2 separate regions of the Mus musculus genome follow, and region 2 is linked to region 1. Evidence: chromatin loops called from intact Hi-C (ENCODE). Cell type or tissue: heart. All regions are shown on one strand. Links, peaks and the distances in the headings refer to the core of each region. The heading gives the core; the rest is flanking DNA.

What was found. Peaks named below come from ENCODE experiments on the same cell type or tissue, not always from the same donor. Only the 100,000 strongest peaks of a DNase experiment are listed, where the experiment ranks them.
Region 2: it touches region 1 in a loop (4-fold over the local background); 5 of 42 quality-filtered maps call a loop at or near these places.

The regions. Positions count from the first base shown.
Region 1 is chr1:95,440,032-95,452,323 of GRCm38, forward strand. No RefSeq gene overlaps it. Among named protein-coding and RNA genes, the nearest start is that of Fam174a, 130 kb to the left of the region's middle. In heart, for the core only: no CTCF peak of the experiment used is centred there; a DNase peak (open chromatin) is centred at 5,710.
Region 2 is chr1:95,757,267-95,769,558 of GRCm38, forward strand. No RefSeq gene overlaps it. Among named protein-coding and RNA genes, the nearest start is that of 4930598F16Rik, 47 kb to the left of the region's middle. In heart, for the core only: no CTCF peak of the experiment used is centred there; no DNase peak of the experiment used is centred there.

The DNA.
Region 1 (12,292 bases), core at 2,589-10,588:
CTTTAAGGCTCCAGAGACAACCTCCACTTGGGTTTCATAGAGAGCTTTTATATATTTCGTAGTTGTGGTTATAACAAAAACTATTAGATGTTTTTTTGGGAACCTGACAAGTTTTAGGCTCTCTTAGAGGCCATGGAGAAGGGACAAAGCTCCTTGTTCATTACTGGACTCGGCAAGGTCTAGTGTGAGGCTGGGGCTAGTGCCTCAAAGAAGTCAAGGTTATAGTTTCTGGGATCTGATGCTCCTTCTCGGGCTGTGCTTATCAGTCCTAAGGTACATTTTAGGACACCTAACTTCCCGTGTCTGAGCAATCCTATGTTCTTACTGTTTAGTTTACTTCTCTGTTGACATTCACAAACCCCCATCCCTTCTGCCCAGTTACAAAGCAAGTTCTAGACTTAGAAAATAACTGCAAAGTTTGAACAAATGGGGGAAGGCTGTCACAGCATTTGAGCAGAGGAGCTTTCCGTGTTTTTGTCTTTATTTCTCTTCCCTGATCCTCCCACTCACACCTTACTATTTTGGAGACTTATTTTTGTGGGTTGAAGTCAAGATGTGTTACTAGAACTAAGATTGTAGGTACTCATAAGAAAGAGGGAAAGATGGGGAGCTGGGCTAGGAGAAATGGTATATTGTTTATAAAACTCTGGGTTAGAATTTGTAAACAAGAAAGCCCTATATCATAATGTTATTAAGTATTTTTATTTTCTAAGTGATAGCAGCATGATACATGTTGAACATAGAGCACGCATTTAAGGTAGTTTGCAGATAATACTCGTTAATGAGGGAAAGACATACAAGACTCCTGAGGAATTTAAAAAGTTTTTTAAGAAGCTTCCTAGAAGTCGGAACTTAAGAGAAATACAAAAAGACCTATTAACCATGTCTGGATAGTGCCTACAAATGTGATAGCTAGAGAGTAGGGGGACATAGGTTGGAACCTTACCAAGATATCTGAGACAGTTTGAATAAATCTATTAAGAAAATATTAAACCTATTTATTTTTATCCACCAAATACCACACAAATTCATTTACTGAACTAATTGCTTGAATATTGGTGGGAATTAAAAATTAGTCTATCTGAAAAGAACCCAGATGTCCTTCAACAGAGGAATGGATACAGAAAATGTGGTACATTTACACAATGGATACTCAGATATTAAAAATAGAATTCATGAAATTCTTATGCAAATGGATGGAACTAGAAAATAACATCCTGAGTGAGGTAATTCAGTCACAAAAGGACACACATGGTATGTACTCACTGATAAGTGGATATTATCCTAAACGCTCGGAATACACAAGATACAATTCACAGACTACATGAAGCTCAAGAAGAAGGAAGACCAAAGTGTGGATGCTTCAGTCTTTCTTAGAAGGTGCAATAAAATACTCATGGGAGGAAATATACAGACAAATCTGGAGCAGAGACTGAAGGAAAGGCCATTCAGAGACTGCCCCATCTGGGGTTCCATCCCATATACAGACACCAAACCCAGACACTATTGCAGATGCCAAGAAATGCTTGCTGACAGGAGCCTGATACAGCTTCTCCTGAGAGGCTTTCAGAGCTTAGTAAACACAAAGGCAGATGCTTGCAGCCAACCATTGCACTGAGCATGGTCTCTCCAATGAAAGAGTTAGAGAAAGGACTGAGGAGCTGAAGGGGTTTGCAATTTATAGGAATAACAACAATATCAAACAATCAGACCCCACTCCCCCAGAGCTCCCAGGAACTAAACCACCAACCAAAGAGTACACATGGAGGGACCCATGGCTCCAGCTGCGTATGTAGCAGAGGATGGCCTTGTTGGACATCACTGGGAGGAGAGGCCCTTGATCCTATGAAGGCTGGATGCCCCAGTGTAGGGGAATGCCAGGGCAGGGATGCAGGAGTGGGTATGTGAGCACCTCATAGAAGCTGTAGGGGGGAGGCTAGGATATGGGATTTTCAGAGGGGAAACCAGGAAAGCGAGTAACATTTGAAATGTAAATGAATAAAATATCCAATAAAAAAAGAATATAGATGTAAAAATCTCCTTGGTAGTTCAGAGATATGAGAATATGTCTTAAATCTGATCCTTGCAAGCCAATAGTTACAGTGTTTTTCTTTCTTCCATTCATACATTTCTCCCTCTAGAGGAGATGTTTTATTTTGAACATTATATTATCTCAAACTAAAATATGCTTCTGAGCTCAAGAAGGACAATGCTTTCAGCTCTTTTGGAGCAACAATTTCCACAGAAAAATTTGAAACTGGGAGGTCAATTAGAAGGAAAGACTCTATGTTTGGAGTAGATTTCTATGCTGATTCTGAACAGGGTGTCAGCAGCTCTGCTCTGATTGGTAAGTTATATAACATTACCAAATTTACATTGTAATTTCAGAAAAAAGTACTGGAAAGTTTCACAGTTCATTTTCAGAATAAAATTATAGTTTCCCATGTAATGAAATCAAAAATTTAAAAAGAGATCTTAGCTTCATTTTAAGTATTGGTTATTTACAGTCTTTAATTCAATAATATTTGTCTTCTTTGACAGTTTCATATATTTATAAAATGAATGTTAATCAAACACTTCTACCAGTCTACCACTACCTTTGTGCAATTTTTCCCAGTGCCCCATGACCATCTCCTTGGTAACCTGGTGTCTTCTTTTTATTTTATTACTTTTGTTTTTAGTTACTTTTTGAGATCAACCAGGAGGAGGAAGAATGGGATGAGGAACTGTGGAAGGTAGGACCAGGATGGGGGATAACTGCTGGATTGTAATATATACAGAAACATTGCTCATTCATGCAAGCTATTTCTTTTCAAATTCCCTTTAGTATAGATGAATGTGTGTACTCCCCCATATACACACACAAAACACACACACACACACACACACACACACACACACACACACACACACACACACAGATACACCATTCTTCTTCATTTATTCTTAGTTTTGTCTAGCCCTTTCCTAGTTTCTCTTCTTCCTGTTACCCTATTCCACTTTATTCTGAGTATACTCCCCTGTAGTTTCATTTACCCACATCCCAGGGTCTTCTCCTCTTTATCTTCTCCTTGGGTTGTAAGCTCACAAGTTTTCATGCAGCTTCTAATTAGTCTTTATTTTGTTTGAGCCTCTTGACAACTTCCCAGTTTCCCTTTCCTCACCCTTCTTTTAAGCTTGAGCTTTTCTGTCTTTGGTACTCAGCCTTTCTTCTCTCATTTACCTGCATTTCATTATCCTTCCTTTCCCTTCTAGTGGCCTATTTTTAGTTTTCTGGCTTTCACATGTACTTCAGGTTAAACACATAAGTAAATTTAAAAGAAATCAAAGCTAGAATCCACATATGAGAGAGAACATAGAACATGCAGTCTTCATCTTTAGGGCCTTAATAAAATATAATACATCTTAATAAAATGTAAGATATATTATAAATTAGACATAAAGCCCACACTCCCATGATAATAAATGAATGACTCAAATAATAATCCCCTTTAACACACAAGATAAAGTGATCTTAATATCATTGACTAAATTAAAAAGTAGCATATGTGGAAATAAAAGTCAGATTTCTCAAACACATAGATATCATCAGATGAGGGTCATTTAATGGCATGCATTTTGGGTGCATTTATTATTTCTGTAAGAGTCTAGATGTCCATTAAAAGAATTACATTTAAAAGTTTACATTGCTAAACTCCATTTTAACCAACTGCTCCTGCACTAGTCAAATAAATATGCATGTGTATATGGGTGTGTACATGTTTGTGTTTGTGTGTATGCATGTATAGTAATAATTGAGAGGAGTTGGAGGCAAGTGACATGGGGGATTGAAGAAAGAGGAAAGAAAGATGTGATGTAATTATACTTTAATTTTAATCTCTCAATAAGCCAAAGTAATATATATATTCACATATATTATAGGTATATATGTATTTATATGTTTTATTTATGTAATTAAGACAATTATTACATATGACATATAAACATATAATATATAATATATAAATAACTATGTAGTGGATTTATGTATTGTATAGGCAATATTATATATAATTTTATGTATTTTATTTATATATTGTATTTATTAGAGTGGCTTACTGTGGTCCATATAGTCCAAAAATGGCTAGAAACCCATCCACAACCCAAGAATCCAGTAGTTGTTCAGCCTGTGAGGCTGAATGTCTCTGATGGTCTTCTGTATTTGCTATTTGGAATCCTAAAGTAGAAGGCTCTAATACCAGTGAAAGGGTTAACTTGCCGTTCAGAGTGAGGGCAAGCAGGCAAAAAGCAGGAGCTTCCTTCTTTCATATCACATCAGTCAATTATAGTCCAGTGGCAGACCCCAAATAATCCCAGGTAATTTAAAGCACATATTGGCCTTGATCGGTGATGAAAGAAAGAACAAAGAGCACACACACACACACACACACACACACACACACGTGAATGCACTCACACATACAGGTGACTACCTACCTACATATATACATGCATGCATACATACAAGTTGGATAGATAACACACGTGGGTAGATCTGGAAAAAATGTGAGATGAAGAATGCCAATTATCCAAACGCATTTTAGGAAATTCTTGAAGAATTATGAAAATATTTAAAGTATTGTGAAGAGACAACCATTCTGCCTTTACCCACCCATGTATATTACCCCATGCACTAACCTCACTCTTATTTCTGCCAGGAGGCTTGTCCAAAGCACTCAACTTGATCCTATATTCATAGAAATCGGTAATCCATACCTAAGCCGCTTGCTGTTTTACACTTGGATGAAGATATACTGTAATTGTATCAATTAGGAGACAGGCTGGCCATGCTAGCACTTTAAGAACGGTGAGCTTCTCCTTTTGTCCTGTGAACAGGAATGATGAAGTGTGTGATGCTAAAGCCAGGTCACAGGATAGCCAATCCAGTACATTTAGAGGAGTCAGCATCATGATGGAACTTGCACCACTAAAACCAAAAGAAAATGCTGGAAAGGGACTAATGTCTTATAATATTGCCGAATTTTTAATTTAAACCATATACAGCCTATCTCTTTAAATATTTCAAGTGCTTGTGCTAATATAATCATTTCCTTTGCTTCAATTGAAGGTTTTGCTAAGTTATTTTAAAGAACAGGATTATTATTATTTTTTTTTAGATTCAATTCTGTTAAACAAGTCTTTAAACTTTTGGTCTATACTAAAAAGTATTTTAATATAGCTGACAGGTTGTAAATTCTTTCCAATTCAGAAATAAAGGTGAGTGGGAGGGGATTCCAAGCTGGTTGAAAAAGCAGGGGCAAGCTAAGCTCCTAAAGCCAGGTTGTAGGAGTTTTATGCAGCCTGAGAGAGGATATGAACTTCACAGGAAGGACAATCTTTTTTTTTTTCTCAATTTTGCTAATAGATCCTTTAGTAGCTACTGCACTAAATAAAGGGATTAATTATGGGTTACATTAGTGGTTATATTTGTTCCTGTTGATGCTGTTCTGTTTGCAGCTTAACAGTCTATGACCTTGTGGAAGGATAGCAAAGAGCTGGTATTTTATGTCCTAGAGTAGAATGTTCTTTCTCTCACATAACACAGATCCGACTCTGGCTAGCTTATGTGGCCCCAGTAGGGGTGGTTCCCAGGCCCTCTGCTTTATTTCCACTGCCTGGGTTGACTTGTGGACTGTGGGAAAGTGTGCAGCATCATAACAGTGAAGTGACCTCTGAGCAGAGAGCAGGGACCAAACACCAGGAAGGACAGCAGGACACAGTGTAAGCACATGACCTGTATGCGAGGCTCATCCTTCTGGTGAGCAGATGTAATTAACATAGAAGCTGAATTTGTGCTTCGGCTAAATTTGTTTGGCTAAAACCAGATTTGGGGGGGGGGGTGAGTGGAAAAGACTATTTTTCATCCAGCAATAGTAGGTGTAAAAGAGTTTTCTTTCAGAGCATGCTATGTCTTAAATCTAGACATCAGAGTCTCCCATATGTCAGTCATGGAATAGTGTTTCTTGATATTAACAGACATTACATTAGAAGAGAATGAGGAGGGGTGTTCTGATTAAACTAAATCAGAAAAGAAATACAAACAGTATAGGAATGTCTTCAATGTCAGGGCACATACAGTTTGGGTCTGTTTTACTACTGTGCAAACCTGTGTGATTTCAAATCAGAAGAGGAAGATGGAGCATCATTAGCAGTGATTCTAATTCAGTGGTAACTGATGTATTGTGGGAAGGACCTAGAGGTGATATAAAATTTCTTGTCCAAAGGGGCACACTGGTGCAGTGCCCATCTGGGTTTGGGCATGCATGGAAACTACGGGAGGACTTAGGGACTGGGTAGATTCACTAGTAATGCACACAAATTCTCTTCCCTACAAAGCCAGGTCCTGAAGAGATGACGTAGGGAAACGGATCAGTCCAAGCCTGTGAATGTGGCTCCTTGCTGGGCCTCATGGTGAAGGAGAATGTTAAGATGAGGGACCTATGGCTGCTTCAATAAACATCCTACAGATTTGGTGCCTGGCTACACCTGCCTGTGGAGCTCAGCTTTCTCATTTTTTAAAATTCAAAAATTCTTTGAATTTTTATAGATATTTTATTTACATTTCAAATGTTATCCTCTTTCCTGGTTTTCCTTCCAAAAACCCCTATCCCACCCCTGTTCCCCCTGCTCACCACCCCACCCACTCCTGCATCCCTGTCTTGCTCTTCCCCTACACTGGGACATCCAGCCTTTATAGGACCAAGGGCCTCTCCTCCCATTGATGTCCAACAAGGCCATTCTGTGCTACATATGTGGCTAGAGCCATAGGTCCCTCCATGTATACTCTTTGGTTGGTTGTTTAATCCCTAGGAGCTCTGGGGGGTACTGGCTGTTACATATTGTTGTTCCTCTTATAGGGCTGTAAAACCCTTAGGCTCCTTGGGTCCTTTCTCTAGCTCCTCCACTGGGGACCCTGTGCTCAGTCCAATGGTTGGCTGTGAGCATCCACCTCTGTATTTGTCTGGCACTGGCAGAGCTTCTCAGGAGACAGCTCTGTCAGGCTCCTGTCAGGAAGCACTTGTTGGCATCCACAATAAAGTCTGGGTTTGGTAACTGTATATGGATGGATCCCCAGGTGGGGCAGTCTCTGGATGGTCTTTCCTTCAGTCTCTGCTCCATATTTTGTCTCTGTATCTCCTCCCATGAGTATTTTGTTCCCCCTTCTAAGAAAAACTGAAGCATCCACACTTCATTCTTTCTTCTTCTTGAGCCTCATTTGGCCTGTGAGTTTTATCTTGGGTATCCCAAGCTTTGGGGCTGTCATTATAAAAAGTATCAGATTTCTGTAGATTTTGATCCACATTTCATTTTGGTAGATTCTTTCCCTGTCCACTCCACAACTGCTTTGCTTATTCTCTCCTAATATGCCTCATTCCACTTTCAAAGCAATGGATTCCAATGCCCTCCTCATTCCCCTACCCCCAAAGCTCTTTGCTCTAATCTCATGGTTTATTTCTAGTTTTATGAAACTAGAATGTTTACTCAAGTTAAAACTGAGAGACAGAGGTGCCAGTGTGGAGAAAAAAAAATGCTATTTTTTTCTCCATGACCTATGTGAGCCTTAGGAAACTTTAAGGCCCATCCAGGTTGGGCTTCAACCATCAGCTCATACAGCTTTGTTGCCAGAATATGACATGTCAGTCTTTCAGGCTGCAAGACTATTTAAGATAGTTTCTAGTAAAGACAAACATAAGTGATACCTTCCACACATTCTTTATGGAGAATGAAATAGCCATCTTTCTTCTGCAGTAACATAGTCTATTCTAGGTGTCTCAGTAATATTTTGGCTTCTTATTAGGTCCTTTTTGGTCTTAGTTTATTTGTCAATGCTCTGGTTATTTTGGTTCTAGAGCTAGAGACATAGCTTCATGTCTAACTGAGGAACAGAGTACAAGCACATTCTTAATCACTTGTGAGCTGTGTTTATGTTAGAATCATTACATGACTGTGCAGGATCTGTGCATGCTGCTTCAGGCTCTGTTAGTCCATTGAGAACTCATGTTGATTCAGAGTGGTGGTTCTCAACCTGTGGGTGATAAACGTTTTGTAGGGGTCCTATACCAGATATCCTGCATATCATATTTTATATTAAGACTCATAACAGTAGCAAAATTACAGTTATGAAGTAGCAACAAAATAATTTATGGCTGGGGCGTCACCATGACATGAGGAACTGCATTAAAGGGTCTCAGCAATAGGAAGGTTGAGAACCACTGGTAAAGAGCATTTTGCTTTTTGGTCTCTTTAAATTGTCCTATGCTCATAGGCTCTTTTGTTCTTTACTCCACCTCTTCTGCCCAGTTCTTTAAATCCTGAGAGGAGGGATTTGAGGGAAACATCCTGTAGGGCTCAGCATTTCAAAGTCTCTCACCCTGTGCATGGCTTCTGGCTGTGGGTCTCTTTATTTGTTCCCATCTGTTGCTGGAGGAGGCTTCCCTGTATAGAAGGCACTAGGTAGTCAGCATAATTGCCAATGTATAGAAAGAGCTCAGTAGTCACTATTATTGCTTTAAATGTTTTCTGACAATGATTCCCATTTTCCTTGAACCTTCTCTTTGGGTTTTCCTCTGGCATATACACAAAAGGAAAGACATAAAACCATACAGATTTTAGCCTTCCCTAATTCATCTTCCTGCTCCTTTTCAAATTTTCTTACACTTAAATTGGCTAATTATTAATATGAGTGTCATCATATTTGGGATATTTTCAAGTTTTTTGGTAGATGAGTCCTATAGAATATGTACACTCAAATATTTTTCATAGGGCTAAGATAAAGTAAATAAAAACACGGTGAGAAGAGCTGCCCAGTTCACACACACTTAACAAGTAAGCCAATGGTTCTCAACTCCCTACACTCAACTTCTGCACTGTGGGCAAAATGGTACCTGAGCTCACTTCTGAATCAGCCAAGCGCTGAAGCCTTGTGGGGTTATAATTAGACAGATAATAAAATGGGGCTCCTATCAAATTTTTCACACATTTTAACACACCTGACAGTCTATCCAAAGGATGTGTCTCTCAAGACAGACTTGCTATGGATGGCTGGGTTTGCCAAACCACCAGAGCATGAAATCAATCCTGCTTATCAGCATCCAGCCCATGGAAGCATGCTTCTGGGAGCCGGAGTCCATGGCTCAGAGCTTTCTTTGGCTGTGCTCAAAATGAAGACAAAGATTGTGCACATCAATTCCACTTAATTAGCTTTTTACATGACTTACATTTCTCTTACGTAGGCTAATTAGAAACATGCTAGAAAATCAGCTCTCCCCCACTCTGGAGAGTTCACAGGCATTTCTGCAAACACACTCACTAAAATCAGCATCCTTAACTTCTCTGCTGCAATGGCTCAGGCTGGAGGGTAGTTCCCCATTGAGATACAGTTGCTGTACTATTAATTTTGTTCTTTACTTTCCTCTCTCCAGGAAACAGGCGATTTAATTCGCGAGAGTGCTCTGAGGCACCGTGCTTATGTTGTTGAGCAGATTTATGTAGTGCCTGTGTTGAACAACACAGTACTCTGACTTGAAATCACTGTGTTTTGCACTCATATGAAGTTAAATACAATTTTTCCAAAGTGTATTTAAATAAGTGCAGAGGGGCTGGCCCAATATCAAACAAAGTGATCTCCTGTGTGCCAACATTGTTTTCTATTTTTTAAAAAGGCACTATATGTTTATTGAAGATCTTTCATAATTGTTGAAGGTATCAAATATGTTTTAATAGATCATAGAATTAGTATACAATACTAAGAGCAACAAACTCTAACTTTATAAGCAACCATACTAGAAAATTTCAAAATGACACACAGCATGGATTGTAGTTTACAATTAGCAGATACAAGCAAATCAGTAATGTCTTTGTGGAAGGAAGTTGCCTTCCTCTTTCCAATAGCCCATTTAATTTGTAGTTTCACATAAACTAAAACTTAAGGCTTACTTCTTCTTTGACCACAGTATAACAATTTAAATTACACATCATGAAGAAGAATTGATAATATAAATTCCACACATATGGAACCAATAGCATCTTTCTGACATGGACTTTCTAACGAGTTTGAAGAGAGCCAGATACGTGGTGAATACAAACCAGGACACTTGCCCAGTAGGCTTCAGTGTCATGGACTCACATTCTCTTTGATATCAGTACTGATAGGATATTAGAAAAAGATCAATGACCTTTTGTACTCCAATCAAAATGTTCTATATTCATGAATCATTGTAGCTAAAAAAAATAAAAACAAAGACTACCAGAAGAAAGGGAATAGCAACATAAAAAATATACTCTTTAACATTTTTCTTCTCTCAATGAAGGACTGCTCACAAAGGTTGAGACTGTACAGGCTAATCGCGATGAAATTCTGTCCAAACTGAAGCAAGTAGTTTATCTATGTGTGAAAATCACTGCTTTTGGAATTTGAGAGGTCTAAACCATGTCTCTGACTCTCTGATTAATACTATTTGTATTCTCTGAAGCAAGAGACATTGAGGACATTTTGGAATTCAGATTCGCCAACTTAAAATAGATATAATAGCCTGCATTTTGAATCATTATTAAGGATAATATGTGTTTGTGTAGCTCAACTGTGGGAGGAGTGAATATACTTTGTACTTTAGACTCATCATAGATGATGAGCATTTCTTCTGCAGTATTTATCAGAGTTTTTCAAAGTTGGGCTTATCTCTTCATGCATATATGCTTCCGCATACACCTGATTCTTTGTATGCCTATAGGCTTTTTTGTAAGCTATAGTCTCCAAGTATATGGTATCTATGCAGATTTAATTAGTTGTGTGGCCAGTGGTTTTTGGTGTTGTTGCTGTTGTTTTGAAACTTAAACACAATTCTAGCTTGTGGACATCCGAGAAGGGCACTGAAAAGATTTTCTCCTCTCTGCTTCAGAAAGGCCAGAAGCAGGAAGTAAACAGAATTAGTTCAGTTTCAGCTACACAGATGCAATTTCCTCTTCTTGGGGATAATAACTATTCAAAGCTGATGGCTTTTAAAGAGCAAACTGTTACCCAATTTCCTTCCTCTTTCATCAGTTTTTAAAATGTTTATCTGTGGAAAACACTGTAAAGGCTTACACTCAAATGATCATGTTCCTTGTGGCCATTTACTAGTACACATCCTGCCCACAACTGAGAAAGCAACATCAGAGTGTTACTGCATGCAAAACTGTGCGAGGAAATGCTCCTGTGCCTTCTCACGCGTAGTGCTGACCACTGTCCCTCAGGTGGTTTTCTTGTCACTCCAGTGTTAAGGTGAACTTTATAGACAAAGGGAAGGTGATTAATTTACAAATTATATCGTATTATTAGGAGTTAAAAATCAAATTCTAATATTCCTACACAAGCTTTCCTGAAATGTTTTCTATGGAAAATGCTGAGACGATTTATGAACGCAAACTTACCTGCCCCACCTGAAATATGATGGCAAACCATAGGAACCATTGTGTACATAGATGAAATATTTGTCCTCTTGCTATAACATATTATTTCTAGATGCAAATTTCACTGAAGTAACATTATAACAATTCAGTCTTTGGGTACCTAATTCATGGTCATAGTTCACTGTTACATGATCATAACCATTTTTTCTAACTTAACCTAAGTTAATTCTATTGGAATACTAACTTACAAGCTGCAGTAAGTTTTAAATTTTCCTGTTTTCTTGTTCAATTTGCCAGCATTGTGAGCAGATCTGTATATTATGCACTCAGTACATACTCTAAATGTATTTGCATAAGGAGTAAGTAAATTAACAAATTAATGTTTGAAGTAAATGATAAAGCTAAAACTATTATATGTTTTTAGAAATCAGCAACAAAGCAAGAAATGCTACTTTGTTCTTAATTGTTCTATATAAATACTTATAATAATAGGTCGCCGGGCAGTGGTAGCTGTAATTCCAGCACTCCAGAGGCAGAGGCAGAGGCAGGCGGACTTCTGAGTTCGAGGCCAGCCTGGTCTATAGAGAAACCCTGTCTCGAAAAACGAAAATAAATAAATAAATAAATAAATAAATAAATAAATAAATAAATACATACATACATACATACATACATACATAAATACATAAATACATAAATAAATAAATACATAAATACATAAATATGAGGTCGACCAGTTGTCAATCCTTTAGGTTTTTGTTTTTAATTCATGTGATTAATAGATAGATAGATAGATAGATAGATAGATCTGTTCTTTTTCCTTTTCATCTTTCCTATAACACTTCAAAAGTTCTATCAATTGTGA
Region 2 (12,292 bases), core at 2,083-10,082, 320 kb after region 1:
GTTTTCACTATTTTTTTTTTCTGTTGTTGTTGTTATTACAAATGAATTTGAGAATTGCTCTTTCTAACTCTTTGAAGAATTGAGTTGGAATTTTGATGGAGATTGCATTGAATGTGTAGATTGCTTTCAGCAAGATGGCCATTTTTACTATATTAATCCTGTCAATCCACAATCATTGGAGATCTTTGCATCTTCTGAGGTATTCTTTGGTTTCTTTCTTCAGAGAGTTGACGTTCTTGTCATATAGATGTTTTACTTGTTTGGTTAGAGTCACACCAAGATATTTATATTATTTGTAACTATTGTGAAAAGTGTCATTTCCCTAATTTCTTTCTCAGCCTGTTTACCTTTTGAGTAAAGGAAGGCCACTGATTCATTTGAGTTAATTTTATAGTCAGCCACTTTGCTGAAGTTATCAGGTTTAGGAGTTCTCTGGTGGAATTTTTGGGGCCACTTAAGTATACTGTCATATCATCTGTAAATAGTGATATTTTGACTTCTTCCTTTTCAATTTGTATCCCTTTGACCTCCTTTTGTTGTCTAAGCTCGAGGGAGAACTTCAAGTACTACATTGAGTAGATAGGGAGAGAGTGGGCAGCCTTGTCTAGTCCCTGATTTTAGTGGGATTGATTCAAGTTTCTCTCCATTTAGTTTGACATTGATTACTGGTTTGCTATATATTGCTTTTACTATGTTTAGGTATGGGCCTTGAATTCCCGATCTTTCCAACACTTTTAACATCAAGGGGTGCTGAATTTTGTCAAATGCTTTTTCAGCATCTAATGAAGTGATCATGTGGGTTTTTTTTTTCTTTGAGTTTGTTTATGTATAGGGTTACCTTGATGGATTTCCATATATTAAACCATCCCTGCATCCCTGGGATGAAGGCTACTTGATTATGGTGTATGATCGATTTGATGTGTTCTTGGATTCCGTTGGGAAGAATTTTATTGAGTAATTTTGCATCAGTGTTCATAAGGGAGATTAGTCTGAAGTTCTCTTTCTTTGTTTAGTCTTTGTGTAGTTTAGGTCCAAGTGTAATTGTGGTGTCATAGAACAAATTCGGTTGTGTTCCTTCTGTTTCTATTTTGTGCAATAGTTTGAAGAGAATTGGAATTAGGTCTTCCTTAAAAGTCTGATAGAATTCTCCACTAAACCTCATCTGGACCTGGGCTTTTTTTGGTTGGGAGACTATAAATGACTGCTTCTGTTTCTTTAGGGGTTATGGAACTTTTTAGATGGTTTATTAGATCCTGTTTTAATTTTGACACCTGGTATGTGTCTAGAAAATTGTCCATTTCATCCAGATTTTCTAATTTAGTTGAGTATAAACTTTTGTAGTAGAATCTGATGATTTTTGAATTTCCACGGTTTCTGTTGTTTTGTCTCCCCTTTTGTATCTGATTTTATTGATTTGGATACTGTCTCTGGCCTCTGGTTATTCTGGATAAGGGTTGTTCTATCTTGTTGATTTTCTCAAAAAACCAGATCCTGGTTTTGTTGATTCTCTGTATAGATTTGTTTGTTTGTTTCTATTTGGTTGATTTCAGCCCTGAGTTTGGCTACTTCCTGCCCTTTACTCCTCTTGGGTCTATTTGCTTCTTTTTGTTCTTGAGCTTTCAGGTGTGCGGTCAAGGCTGCTAGTGCAAGCTCTCACTATTTTCTTTTTGGAGTACACTTAGAGCAATGAGTTTTCCTTTTTTCTGCTTTCATTGTATCCCATATGTTTGGATATGTTGTGGCTTCATTTTCATTATACTCTAAAAAGCCTTTAATTTCTTTCTTTATTTCTTCCTTGAACAAGTTAACATTGGGTAGAGTGTTGTCAGCTTCCACATGTATGTGGGCTTTGTATTTTTTGTCATTGAAGATCAGCCTTAGTCTGTGGTGATCTGATAAGGTACTTGGGATTATTTCTATCTTCTTATATCTGTTGAGGTCAGTTTTGTCACCAATTATATGGTCAGTTGTGGAGAAGATACCATGACGTACTGAGAAGAGGGTATATTCTTTTGTTTTTGGATGAAATGTTCTATAGATACCTGTTAAATCCATTTGTTTCATAACTTCTTTTAGTTCCACTGTGTCTCTGTGTAGTTTCTGTTTCCATGATCTGTCCATTGCTGAGAGTGGGGTGTTGAAGTCTCCCACTATTGTTGTGTGTGGTATGAAGTATACTTTGAGCTTCAGTAAAGTTTGTTTGTTTGTTTGTTTTATGAATGTGGGTGCTTTTACATTTAGAGCATAGATGTTACAAATTGAGAGTTCATCTTGGTAGATTTTTCCTTTGACCAATATGAAATATCCTTCCTTGTCCTTTTTGATAAGTTTTGGTTGAAAGTTGATTTTATTGGATATTTGAATGTCTACTCCAGCTTGTTTCATGGGATCATGTACTTGGAAAATTGTTTTCCAGACTTTTACTCTGAGGTAGTGTGTGTCTTTGTCACTGAAGTGGGTTTCCTGTATGCAGCAAAGTGCTGGGTCCTGTTTATGTATCCAGTCTGATAGTCTGCCATTTTTATTGGGAAATTAAGTCCATTGATGTCAAGAGATATTTAAAAAAGTGATTGTTACTTCCTCTTATTTTTGTTGTTAGTGGTGGAATTATGTTTGTATGGCTATCTTCTTTAATGTTTCTTGAAAGATTATTTTCTTGCTTTTTCTAGAGTGTAGTTTTCCTCCTTGTGTTTGTGTTTTCCATCTATTATCCTTTGCAGAACTAGATTTGTGAAAAGATATTGTGTAAATGTGGTTTTGTCATGGAATATCTTGTTTTCTACATCTATGGTAATTGATAGTTTTGCTGGGTAGAGTAGTCTGGGCTGGCATTTATGTTCTTTTAGGGTCTGTATGGCATCTGCCCAGGATCTTCTAGCTTTCATAGTCTCTGGTGAGAAGTTTGGTGTAATTCTAATAGGTCTGCCTTTAAATGTTACTTGGCCTTTTTCCCTTACTGCTGTTAATACTCTTTCTTTGTTTAGTGTGTTTGGTGTTTTGACTATCATGTGACAGGAAGAATTTCTTTTCAGGTCCAGTCTATTTGGAGTTCTGTAGGTTTCTTGTATGTTGATGGTCATCTCTTTCTTTAGGTAGGGAAGTCTTCTATAATCTTGTTGAAGATATTTACTGGCCCTTTAAGTTGGGAATCTCTGCTCTCTTTTATACCTATTATCCTTAGATTTGGTCTTCTCATTGTATCCTAGATTTCCTAGATGTTTTGGGTTAGGATTTTTTTGTATTTTGCATTTTCTTTGGCTGTTGTGTCAATGTGTTCTATGGCATCTTCTGCCTCTCAAATTTTCTCTTTTAGCTCTTGTATTCTGTTGGTGATGCTTGCATCTATGGTTCCTGATCTCCTTCCTAGATTTTCCAACCTCAGGGTTGTCTCCCTTTATGTTTTCTTTACTGTTTCTATTTCCATTTTTAGATCTTGGATGGTTTTGTTCACTTCCTTCTCCTGTTTGATTGTGTTTTCCTATAATGCTTTAAGGAAGTTTTATGTTTCCTCTTTAAAGGTTTCTACCTGTTTACCTGTGTTCTCCTGTATTTCTTTAAGGGGGTTAGTCATGTCCTTCTTAAAGTCCTCTATTATCATCATGAGAAGGGATTTTAGGTCTGAGTCTTGTTTTTCTGGTGTGGTGTGTTGGGGTATCCCGGACTTGCTATGGAAAAATAATTGGGTTCTGATGATGCCAAGTAACCTTGGTTTCTGTTGCTTATGTTCTTATGCTTGCCTCCCACTACCTGATTATCTCTAGTACTACCTGCCCTCGATATATCTGACTGGAGCCTGTCCTTCCTATAATCCTGGTTGTGTCAGAACTCCTCAGAGTCTAGCTGTCTCTGTGAGCCTGTGATTCCTAAGATTCTGGGTGTTTCAGACTTCCTGAGAGTTAAGCTGCCTCTGAAATGTTCAGATTCTTGTGTGACCAAGCTCCTGGGATCCAGGATGTGTTAGAGCTCCTGGGATTTGAGTCTCCTCTGGTGCTGTGAGACTGGTTGCAGAGATAGCATCCAAGGTAAATCAGGGCAGATCAGAAGGAACCAGAGCCACTGGTTGGGCATGATTCCTGTGCTCCTGGATCCTGCTGTTCCCAGTTATTCCTGGTGGTTTTAGAACAGATGTTGTGTCCTGCTCACCCCTGATCCTAAGATCCTGGGCATGCTAGAGTGCCTGGGAGTGGAGCCTCCTCTGGGTGCTGTAGGACTGGCTGTGGAGTTAGTACCATTTATCTCCCTTATTATTGGATTCAGAAGTTTCTCAGAATTATTTATTTTTCTGACTTTTACACTCAGGTACTTAGTATATAACACTAATAGAACCTACTCTCAGCTCTTATTTTAATTGAATGTATTAGATGAAAATCTGTGGTCAGACTTTATTGAGTCTGTATCAATATTTAAGAGCTAGAGATAAAATAAGCATCAACACACCACAGATAATTGTGAAATAGACAAATAATGATGCAGTGAGCTAAAAGGTACCAACTTTATATGTTGTCATTGGTTCATAGATTAGATAGGTATGTTTTATTGTTTTCAGCAAAAAAATCAAACAAGGCAAATAAAGTCATTTGACATTCATTTGAGGATTTTTTCAATAACTCAGTTGTAATTTTTGATGACTCACAGAATAATAATGCCATAATACATTGATTTATTTTGTTGTCAAAACAGATGAAAACATATTTCTTTTTAATCTGTGCCTGTTTCATACAACAGAAATATTAGTGATATGTGTGTATATATATGTATATCATAGATACTGAAATTGTTATTCATCAAGTTTAATATTTATATAAATGACATGCACAACTCAACATTTGACATAATGGTTAATCTTAAATTTAAGATTTATGCTTTACTTATATTCATATTCTAAAATTCATCATGTTTTTCAAGATAAATTTGTGTGTGGAGTAGTAGGATATTAAATTACTAAGATATTCTTTCTTATCACCAGGCTTCCTGAAAAAAAATATGTCTTATTTAAATGGATTTTTAATATGGCAACGTTTCAGCTATAGGAATGCAGCACATTTATAGGTTTGTGGATTACAATCTCTATTTTTCATTTATGTAGGTTATTTGTCTTCCTTTGGTGTTTTAAGGAACTATGACAGAAAGGTTTGTGTGGCACAGAAAGAAATCAGAGCTCCACCTAGAGGCAGAGTGGCATACTGCATTCTGGACCAGGAGTAGAGCCTTTTTTCCCCTGGGAGTTACAGATACTATTCCTTCACAGTGTGTAAACAGGATATGAAGCCAATGTACTTTAATGTAGCAAAAACAATGACGTTATACTGGGGAAAATGACTTAGACTAAAAATTTCCATTAACTATAATATATTTACAAAAGTTTAAGCACTTGAATTCTGCCTATGTTAAGGAGAATTTTAAAATTAAAATTCCACAAGCAAATGTGAGTTGTTTGTACTGAAACAGTGCTGTTGAAAGCCATGGTAAAGTTCCAGTGTTAAAATCACTAGAACAATAGCCAAATTATAGATGATAGTATGGAGAATTTTAATGCATGGTATAATGTAAATGAAGAGAATTTTAACAATGTTCTTGAATTACATTGAGCTGAAATATAAGAGAAAATGAAAGATGAACAGTGCTCACAATCAGGGTCATATTTGTAATTTATTATTTAAGAAGGATCATGTATTCAGGTATCTGCTCCTGTGATTCCTGGAGAAGAGTTTAAAGATGAGTGACAGCTGGATCATCAGAAAGCGGCTCTGGAATGTCAGGAAAAGATAAATGTTTTGACTTCAGTACTTGTGTTTTAAGATAGGCAAGAATGTCCTCTGCATTACAGAACACTAGAGAATGTGGTAAAGTGATACCAGAGCAAGTGACGGGAGACATGGCTGGTCTTAAGTGGCATATAAAATAACATAAAGAAAAATTAGAAGTGTAATTTTTAAGAATGATAATTTCAAAGAATGCATTGTCTGTTTAAAGATGAATTCTGGGATCCCACTGAGGTTGGAGTTTGCATGGTGCTTATGCTGAGAAGCAAGGCAAGAGAAGCTGGCCACAGGGTTTCACCCTGATGGTTTCCTGGAGGACGATATCAAGTAAGGGGATAAATGTTTAGAAGATAGTGTGTATATAGCCATACTTTAACCATTGGTTTGACACTGGGGTGACAAGAAAGACCATGAAATATTCTTTGTTTCCTTCTCTTTTTTTATTCTTCAGAATATCAATGCATGTTTCTCCTGAAACAAACTACTTAATTCTTGACCTTAGATTTTACCCCCAGAGTCCTAATCTTCATTAGCATCACATTCCTGTACACCTGGAATGAGTTTCTTGACTTCTGTCTTTCACTTTATGACACTTTGGATCCCCACTGGACTTTTCTTGACATCACACAGCAAGCCATCCACTATTGCTGGTTTTAATTAGCACCAGTCCTCACTAGACGAGTTGGTCTGAGGTTGTATATGCACTAACATATCAAGAATACTCTACCCTGAAGGGCAACCCTTCCTATGTGTGCGCTCCTGTGTTTGGAGCTGGTATGACCACTGAGAATTGTTTTCTGTTTGTGAAGTTCATCATGATTCAGGATTAGAGGTTTATTTTCAAATTGTTTTCATGTTTTCCCTTCATATGGTATAAAGCATGAATTAAACTTATAGAAGATTTTTTATGGAACATATTTTTAAAAAAAATATTTCACTAGTCTTGATCTTAGAGGTGATTTTTAGGCTTAAAACATCAATGACTTTTTAAAAAATATTTTTATTAGGTATTTTCCTCATTTACATTTCCAATGCTATCCCAAAAGTCCCCCATATTCCCCCCCCCCACCCACCCATTCCCACTTTTTGGCGCTGGCATTCCCCTGTACTGGGGCATATAAAGTTTGCATAACCAATGGGCCTCTCTTTCCAGTGATGGCCGACGATACATATGCAGCTAGAGTCAAGAGCTCCGGGGTACTGGTTAGTTCATAATGTTGTTCCTCCTATAGGGTTGCAGTTCCCTTTAGCTCCTTGGGTACTTTCTCTACCTCCTCCATTGGGGGCCCTGTGGTCCATTCAATAGCTGATTGTGAGCATCCACTTCTGTGTTTGCTAGGTCCCGACATAGTCTCACAAGAGACAGCTATATCAGGTCCTTTCAGCAAAATCTTGCTAGTGTATGCAATGGTGTCAGGGTTTGGAGGCTAATTATGGGATGGATTCCTGGATATGGCAGTCTCTAGATGGTCCATCCTTTTGTTTCAACTCCAAACTTTGTCTTTGTAACTCCTTCCATGGGTGTTTTGTTCCCAATTCTAAGAAGGGGCAAAGTGTCCACACTTTGGTCTTCGTTCTTCTTGAGTTTCATGTGTTTTGCAAATTGTATCTTATATCTTGAGTATCCTAAGTTTCTGGGCTAATATCCACTTATCAGTGAGAACATATTATTTGAGTTCTTTTGTGATTGTGTTACTTCACTCAGGATGATGCCCTCCAGGTCCAATCATTTGCCTAGGAATTTCATAAATTCGTTCTTTTTAATAGCTGAGTAGTACTCCATTGTGTAAATGTACCACATTTTCTGTATCTATTCCTCTGTTGAGGGGCATCTGGGTTCTTTCCAGCTTCTGGCTATTATAAATAAGGCTGCTATGAACATAGTGGGGCTTGTGTCCATCTTCCCAGGTGGAACATCTTCTGGATATATGCCCAGGAGAGGTATTGCGAGATCCTCCGGTAGTACTATGTCCAATTTTCTGAGGAACCGCCAGACTGATTTCCAGAGTGGTTGTACAAGTTTGAAATCTCACCAACAATGGAGGAGTGTTCCTCTTTCTCCACATCCTCGCCAGCATCTGCTGTCACCTGAATTTTTGATCTTAGCCATTCTGACTAGTGTGAGGTAGAATCTTAGGGTTGTTTTGATTTGCATTTCCCTGATGAACATCAATGACTTTTAAAATGTTCAAAATATCCTAATGTGAATAATTAGTAATTTAATTCTATTACTAAATATACTTATTCTTAAAGAAGTACAATTATTAATAATCTTATAACTCTCTCTAAATTACAGTGTTTCAAGAAAATTCTTCAAAATATTTCAAAAGTTTAATGTTTCATCTATACTTTAAAATATTTTGCTATCATTATTAAAATTCTCTCATGTACTATTCAAACTGTAGAGGACAAAGAGGTAATATTAAAATTCAGTAAAATTTATTATAATTGTGTAGAAAAAATGAAAAACAGTTTGGCTGAAGACATGTTTAATAGATGATAATATAGTAATAATGGTCTAAATAAATTTGTAAATAAATTAAAATGTAATAGGCATTGCTTTGAATGTCTGGAGAACTTTCTCCTCCAGATACTGATTGTGGCAGGCGTTATGCATGTGCAGGGCCTGCAGAGTTCTGAAAATGGTGTCAGATGTCCTGGTTTTAGAGTTAAGGACTGTAGAGTTCTGGGAATCAAATTCAAGTTCTCTAGAAGAGCAGCCAGTGCTCTTAACTTTTGGGCTGTCTCTCTCTTTCTGTTTTCTGCTTTAGAAAGGAGTTTAAGCTCAAAGGGACAGTGATTGTGGTTATGAAAATATAGAAACTGAATTAATATAGATTAGGTAACATTTAATAGTAGGCAAAATGCGAACCAACATCTATTGACTGGAAGCAACAAGACACACTGTTAACTAAGTCCTGAGAAAACAGAAACGTGTGCTAATGAAAATGTAAAACTGCTATGCTCTTATATTTAATGTAAATTATACTATTACTTGATAAACTTTGATTGCTTAAGAAAACAGTTTGTAGAACCTGTGTCGGTAGGGCTGACTGAAAGTGCTTTGATATTCTCTGGAGAACTAAATAATTCTAGGATCGTTATGGACTCCATTAGTAAAAGATATTGCCTTTAATTCCAGCAATTGGGAGATAGACAGGGGTATCTCTGAGCTTGGTCTACTGAGCGAGTTTCAAGATAGTGAGGGCTACACAGAGAAACCATATCTGGGAAAGACAAACAAAAGCAAACAGAGAAAAAACAAAAGTAAAATATAAAGGTACTATGACAGTAGAATCTAATTTTTGGTCATGGAAATTTATTGCACACACACACTCTCACACACATGCATGATGTACAGTATCTTCATACTGAAAACAAGTGAAAAAGACAACAAAGGGAAGTCACCTGTGAAACCTATGACCATCTTCTCTTTTTATATGTTCAACTACATAGGAAGTTTCAAGACCTAATTTACAAACTGACAGTCCACATCTTTTTGATGACAATGTTGTTTATCTTCTTATACTGTACTCACTAGTTATAGGCTACATACAATGTCTGATGACACAAATCTGTGTGATCACTCTAAAATCATATTTTATAAACAAACTTCATGAAGGATTTCATACTCAGGCACTGTTTTAAAGTCTATCTAAAAATAGTATATTATACACGATTTGAAATTGCTACAGAACAAAGGGAGCCCATAAAAGTTATTGAACAATCAAATGAAGAGGGGCTCTAGCAGTGGTGTAGGGAATAAAATGGGCCTGTAGCATGCTCGAATGTGATGTTGTACTCTTTGGTATCTGTGGGAAATAACAGTAAAATACAGAACAGATTTAAGTACAATTATCAAGAATACAGGAAATGGTGGGTGGTTATTATGAAATCTTTTTTTTCTCCTTAATTCTCAAATTGTATTTTTAACTGTTGCTACACTCTGCCTTTTAAACTGAAAACACAAAGTTAGTCAAAAGCTACTGTGTGTAAGCCAGAAAAGAAAAATTGGTAATAAAAAACAAAGCCTATCAAACTTATTCAAAAAAAGTATCAGTAGTAAGTAAGTTGCTATGGTTAAGTCTGTCTGTGAGGGGGGAATGGTAACAACTCAAATGCATACAAAGACTATCCTTTTTATACTATGACTTTATTTGTACTTTTCATTTTTTCCCTAAAATCAAACATCAGCCACATATTTTCATTGGAAAATATTATTTTCTCAAATTAGAATTCTTACAAGATATTTTATGCTGTGTTTCCAAGAAAGGCAGAAGTTCAGAGCTAACAAACGACTAAATCTCACAGGTGCAAATTTCAGTAACTAATGCAGATTTTCCTTAAAGCAAATCTGTACATATTTCTTGAAAAATCAGAGATAACAACTCATATTTCATGCAATCTGTCCTTACAAAAGTATTTTATAGCTTACAGTTCTTTTCAAGTCAATGAACGCTAGTCAAGCATATGCTTTTAAGACTTCAGAGAACAGCTGGGAAAATCGTGAAAAATCAAACCACTTGAAAATATTTTAATGCGAATGATAATTTGTGTAGTCTTGTAAAAAATAAAAATAAAAAACAGAAGAAGAAAAAAAAATTCCCGCCTCTTGAATCATCGTCAAGTAACTAATGAGATCTCTTCTGTAAATCGATTTCATCAGCTTGGTCTTGGGTTGGGCTCAAAATAATGTGATCATCAGCCACCTGTGGCTACCTGGTGTTGTTAGTTGTAGTCTTCATCATCCACCCAAGAAAATGCCCAAAGGTCTGAGAGACTCAATGAGTCTCACACCTTTTCTTCCCTTTCATCCTTGCCACAAACATAAATATTTATCCACAGTGTCTCTGGACCATTTTCCTACAAGAGGTTAGCTATAATTTGCATCCAGATGTAGTGTGTACAGCCAGGAAGCCTAACATGAATGAATGGAGTAGGAAAGATCAGGAAAATGGCAGCTCTGGGCTGTACACCTTTCCTTCTAGCAGTTCTTTCTTTATACAATTGGCCAGAGATGGACTCTGAGTAGCTGAAGTAGCTGCTGTCCTGAGACCAACGGCAATTATACTCTGTGTTACAATCACTGAGCAGCCTGCTTTTTCCTCCTCTTTTGCTCTTTTTAAATTTTATTTTCCCTTTAAGTTTTAGTTGTCAACTTCGTTTCCATTTCTCCATCAGGCTTCACTTCTTCTCTCCTAGGTACTGGATTGGAATACTTTAGAGGTATTTCTTTTTCAGTACTTTTCTCCCCTTAGGTAAATATAGGAAGATAAATATAGTGAAGATAAATATAGTCCAGTGGTGTTTAAATAGAATGTATCAATCAGCATAAATTTCAATACAACATAATGTAAAGCATTCTTTATGGACATTAGTTTTATATGAATGGTTAAATCTATGTGTGCTCTTGTTGACAAATGTGTAAATTTTGGTCTCTTATATTTCCTAAAAATTAGCGCAAAACAATGGAAGCTAATTCACTCAATTAACTAAAAGTTAATTGGGATATCGATAGTTAGCATCTTGATGAATATAACTCTTCATGTAGGTTCCATAAGAAAGACACTGAACTTTAGGCAAGAAAATCTAGGTCTTGGTCAACACAATGTTACTTGTCAGTATGTTTTCATGGATATTTAAGCACGATATAGACAACCAATCAGAGTGTTCCTCCCAGGAAAATAGCATATTCCTGCCCTTAGTTTTCCTCAATTGCTTTTAGTTCTTTGTATAGGGTTGAGGCCCTGGGGGCATTTTTTTTGTCTGCTTTTTCATATGTGTTGGCGTTCTCTTGTTCAGCTCACTTTTTGACAGTCATACTGGTGAAGATTTAGCACTAAGTCGTTAGCAAGATTTCCAGTGCTAAAATTGGTTGCCTTTTGTTGAGTGGGTCTTGACTCCAATTAGACAGCTGTTGGTTACTGCCCAGGCATGCATGCCACTACTGCACCTCACCTGTAGGGGTAGTCATCATACCATGCTCACTGTTGATGTGATTCAGATTTTATTGAAGTTTTTTTTTTTTTTTTTTTTTTTTTTTTCCTCCCTTAGCATAGATTCTGGGACTGAGAATTTCTGGAAGGAAGCTGTATGTGCAAAGACTGATTGACTAATTAAAATAGCACTGATATAGAAGGGTTGGAATGTTGCTGGTAGAGCCTGATTACCTTATCTTGAACTAGCATTAGTCCCTAAAGAATCATGCTTTGCCCACTTCAGTATCAGTGATAGCATTCTGTAATCAATGGTTAAAACCCTTTGGAAATCTATTAAGAGACCTCTCACTTCTACCAACTCAAAATGTTATTATGTAGCATTTGAGCCCTATGGGAGAGATTCACTTGACTTGCTGAAATCCCTCTGCAATGCATCCATAAATGTGTTTTCAAATTGCTTTGATTTGTGGATTTTGCTACCATAAAACCTATAAAACTATTTCTCCTTGGGAATATGAAATCTGAGGCAACTTAGATCCATGTTTCTTGGGTCATAGTCATTCAGATTTGGCTCTAGGATAAACTGTATCA